Linked DNA regions of Homo sapiens: region 2 is linked to region 1. The links are chromatin loops, found by intact Hi-C in ENCODE. Cell type or tissue: Caco-2. All regions are shown on one strand. Region 1 overlaps MSH3 (mutS homolog 3). Region 2 overlaps MSH3 (mutS homolog 3).

Evidence for each region. Peaks named below come from ENCODE experiments on the same cell type or tissue, not always from the same donor. Only the 100,000 strongest peaks of a DNase experiment are listed, where the experiment ranks them.
Region 2: a loop joins it to region 1, with 12 times the contacts of the local background. A loop is called at or near these places in 1 of 110 quality-filtered maps.

Annotation. Positions count from the first base shown.
Region 1 is chr5:80,860,380-80,862,879 of GRCh38, reverse strand. The region is part of intron 21 of MSH3 (mutS homolog 3); the gene reads right to left. Among named protein-coding and RNA genes, the nearest start is that of RASGRF2, 99 kb to the left of the region's middle. In Caco-2, no CTCF peak of the experiment used is centred here; a DNase peak (open chromatin) is centred at 1,479.
Region 2 is chr5:80,747,227-80,749,726 of GRCh38, reverse strand. All of the region lies in intron 12 of MSH3 (mutS homolog 3), which reads right to left. Among named protein-coding and RNA genes, the nearest start is that of DHFR, 93 kb to the right of the region's middle. RefSeq lists an enhancer at 1,316-1,876. In Caco-2, no CTCF peak of the experiment used is centred here; no DNase peak of the experiment used is centred here.

The DNA.
Region 1 (2,500 bases):
TCCTACATTTATTCGTTGGTATTCTGTAAAGCAGAGGTTTCACTTTTCCCCACTCACCTCCACCATTTTAAAGTTTATTTTTGTTAGTGTCAGTATGAATTAACAAATTTTTTTTTTTTAGAGACAGGGTCTCAATCTATCATCCAGGCTAGATTGCAATGGCACAATCATAGTTTACTATAACCTCAAACTCCTGGGCTCAAGGGATCCTCCCACCTCAACTTCCCAAGTAGCTAGGACTACAGGTGTGCACCACTATGCCTGGCTAATTTTTTGTTTTTATTTTTTGTAGAGAGGGGTCTCACTATGTTACCCAGGCTGGTCTTGAACCTGGGCTCAAGGGGTCCTCCTGCTTTGGCCTCCCAAAGTGCTGGGATTACAGGCATCAGCCACTGCACCCAGTCTCATGGATTCTTTAATAAGCATTATTTTAAGGCATATTTTATATATTCTGGAAACCTCTATCTGGAGGAAAGTTAACACCAATCTTAGCCTAAATATTGGCAGAAGGAGGTAATTAAATCAAAGAACTCCAGTTTTGATTCACCTGCCATTCACCTTATTAAAAGTCTGAATGTGTGCCTTCTTTCTGATAACAATAACAAATAAACGTATTAAGGCAGGATTTCTTTAAAAAGCTGTGCTTAAAATCTGCCCCGAGGGATCTTAGGACCACCTATCTCCATGGTGCTCCTTCTCCAAGCTGATAGGCACTTTTAGCCGGAAGACCTAAGGGTCTGGGATCCGACACTGTGCTCCTCAAGGCTGTTCTCGGCCTGCAGCAGCAACACATGACCTCCCTTATTGCTCCTTTCTGATCTCTCTTCCCTATCCAGAGATCAGAAGGAACCATGAAAATAAAGATTTTCATCCATAAAAAGGTCAGGGAAGTTTCTGGTTTCCAGTTTAGCATATAAGAAGGTTGGAGGTTACCTCTCCATCACAAGGAAAAAGTAGAACCAACTGAAAAATCAACTCTTTAGATCTGTAAGAAAAATGAAGTCACAGGCAAACCACTGTCCCCCAAGTTAGAGACAGACAAGCAGATACAAAGAATCACAACTTTCCTGAGCTGAAATGGAGGCAGAAACCTCTGAAGGAACCAGTATCAGGGTAGGAAAACTGGAACTGGAACTGATCAATTGCTGGAGGCTCAGTGTCAACAAGTCTGAGAGTCAAAAAGTGCAGGGGAACCGAGTCATGGGGGAAGGGGGCACACTTTTGTGAGTTTTACTCCCAGGAGTTCCACTTGGTTCTCACAATAAACACTGGAGTAAATTCCCCTTATGCTTCAGGCAAGGGGAAGAAAGAAAGAACTATTTTGAAATGCACCAGGGCACTCTGTTCTTAACAAGGTCTGCCCTCAGAAGAAACTACTTAAGTGGAGCCTAACCTGCTGGGGTTTTATCAAAGCCTCACCTACCTGGGGGAAGGGAAAGACTCAACTCCAGTCTCCTCTAGCCTTCCATATGAGAGAAAGGAAATACCCAACTCCAGCCCACTCTAGCCTTCCTATCCCACCTGAGGGGTGGGAGGGAGGTAAGACTGAGACTTAATCATAGGACTCCTCCCCTAGACCCTTACCAGCACATTACTAAAACCTAACTTACAGCAGTTCCTTTTACCCAATACATCATAGCCAGCTGTCAAGAAAAAGTCGCAAGACATACTAAAAGTAAAAACCCACAAATATGAAGAGACAGAGCAAGCATCAGAACCAGACATAGCTATGGCAGGAATGTTGGAATTATCAGACTGGGAATTGGAAGCAACTGATTAGTATGCTAAGGGCTCTATGGTTAACACAGACAGCATGCAATAACAGATGGGCAATGTAAGCACAGAGATGCATATTCTAAGAAAAAACCAAAAGGAAACGAGAGATCAAAAACACTGTGATGGAAATGAAGAATGTGTTTGATGAGCTTACTGGTAGACTGGACACAGCTGAGGGAAGAATCTCTGAGCTTGAGGACATCTTAATAGAAATCTCCAAAATGGAAATGCAAACAGAAAAAGACTAGAAAAAAACCTCAGAATATCCAAAAAGTTTGAGACAACTACAAAAGATATAACATGCAGCTAATGAGAATACCAGAGAGAAAATAAAGAGAGAAAGAAACAGAAGAAATACTTAAAACAATAATGACTGAGAATTTCCCCAAAGTAATGTCAGACACAAAACCACAGATCTGGGAAGCTTAGGGAACACCAAACGGGATAAATGTCCCCAAAACCACACCTAGACAAATCATATTCAAACTACAGAAAACCAAAGATAAAGAAAAAAAAAATACTGAAGTAAGCCAGAGGGAAGAAACACCTTATCCACACAAGCTCAAAGATAAAAATTACATCTGACTTCTCAGAAACCACAAAAGCAAGAAAAGAGTGGAGTAAAATATCTAAAGTTTTGAGAGGAAAAAAAAAAAAAAACAACAAACCTCTCCAACCTAGAATTCTGTACCTTGCAAAATAATCCTTCAAAACTGAAGGAGAA
Region 2 (2,500 bases), 110 kb after region 1:
TTCTCAACAAAAAAAAATGATAAATGTTTGAGGTGATAGATATATTAATTAGCTTGATTTGATCATTCTATAATGTATATATGTAATGAAATATCACATTGTACCCCATGAATATTGTGATGGTTAATACTGAATGTCAACTTGATTGGGTGGAAGGATGCAAAGTATTGTTCCTGGGTGTATCTGTGAGGGTATTGCCAAAGGAGATTAACATTTAGTCAGTGGGCTAGGAGAGGCAGACTCACACTCAATCTGGTGGGCACCATCTAATCAGCTGCCAGTGTGGCTATGATAAAAGCAGGCAGAGAAACATGGAAGGACTAGACTGGCTGAGTCTTGAGGCCTCCATCTTTCTCCTGTGCTGGATGCTTCCTGCCCTTGAACATCAGACTCTCAGTTCTTCAACTTTTGGACTCTTGGACCTTCACCAGTGGTTTGCCAGGGACTCTCTGCCCTTTGGCGACAAACTGAAGGCTGCACTGTTGGCTTCCCTACTTTTGAGGTTTTGGGATTCAGACTGGCTTCCTTGCCCCTCAGCGTGCAGACAGCCTACAGTGGGACTTCACCTTGTGATCATGTAAGTCAATACTCCTTATATACATCTATCCTATTAGTTCTCTCCCTCTACAGAACCCTAATACAAATATATACAATTATTTGTCAATTAAAGATAAAACTTTACAAATTTTTTTAATTAAAAAATGTAAAGTACAGGTAGAAGAAAGAGGTACTCATGAAAGAAACTAAATTTCTTTTAATTTTTAAAGTATATAGTATGCTACTGAAAGTGGAATACCTCTAAGATAAACAAATCTGCCTTGGAAATTAATTATTTTGCTTAACTCACCATTTTAGAGACTCATCCCACATAACCCACCAATGAGTCTGGAACACAGACTCATCTCACGGTTTTCTTTTTTTCTCCTCTACCAATATTTACAAGCAGAATTTGCATTTTCAGGCTTTTTGACAAAACCAATGACATACATATGGGTGTGTGTGTGTGTGTGTGTGTGTGTGTGTGTGTGTGTGTGTAAATAAAAAATTGACAAGACTATATCAACTGAAAGAAGTCCAAAGACAGAACCTCAAAAAAAATTAATTCGATATAATCTAATTTTAAAAGGCCTTAAGAATAATGGCATGCCAATGTGACATGCATTTATTTAAAAAACAACTACACTGAAGAATCTTCTTGCCTAAAATTAGCAGAACTGATAAAAACTACAGGTGAGAACACATAAGAAAAAATAATCTATTTATAAAAGCTAATGTGATATCAGTACAGTAAAATCCAGCCTCAATAATCTAAGTGAACTCTTTGAATCAGTCAATAAGTAAAGTAAAAATCATTTTTACTTTCTAAAAGTCACTATTAAAATTTTGCACCAAAGAGACCATTTTATAGAATAAAAGGTGACGGGAGTGGAAAGTCTTCTGAAACTTGAATGCCTGGTCCTAGACTTATGAACTGTGTGTTTGCCCTTAAGAGCTAGAACAAGATAAAAATACAAAGAGGAGCTTAAGGGATTTAGGAGAATTCATGGATGACTGACAAACAATGGGATCTTGCAGAACCTGGGGAGATCTGCATTATTTTGCTAAATCCCCTCGTCATCCATTATTTGTTCTACGATCTCACTGTAGAAGAAAACCAGACCCTAAACTAACCTTTGGCAGTCAATGTCAGAGACAGAATATTTGTCTGGATGAGCCACTGATGTGATCAGTAAGGCACTTATGTCAGTATAAACAACAACACCATCATGCCTCACTTAATGATGGGGATACATTCTGGAAAATGCATCGTTAGACAATTTTGTCATTCTGTGGACATTACAGAGCATATAGTTACATAAAATTAGATAGTACAGCCCACTGCACACCTAGGCTATATGGTACAGTATACTGCTCCTACGCTAAAACCCAGACAGCATGTTACTCTACTAAATACTGTAGGCTACTGTAACACAATGGTAAGTATTTGTGTGTCTAAACATTTCTAAACATAGAAAACACCTCTGTATATGCAATCCCCAAGGACCAAAATGTTGTCATGTGGTACATGACTAATTATATAGCTGAGCCACTGACTAATCAGCAGATTCTCTCCAGGTATTTGTTTGGAATACGTTGCAAGTGCCATTAAAATTAAACTGGAATTCTTTTGAAATAGATTTTAATAGATTAGGAGTATAAAAGTTTAAAAACCATGACCTAAAATAAAAGGGCAAAGAAAAGGTTCGTGTGTTTGTTTTTGGCTAACATCAGTGTTAGGTCAGTGAAAAGTTCATACTTGAAAACATCAGTGTTGAATGCCTGGCATATTTTCTCTCTGCCTTTCTGGGAAGGTAGGATCCCCAGAGATACATGATTCGGCGCCTAACAACAGACAACATGGTCTACTAGATTTATCTCAAATTAATCCTGGGTACACAAAAAAAAAGGAAATTTAACATTGGAAATGAAGAATTTTAATTTACATGGAAAAGTCTGCTAG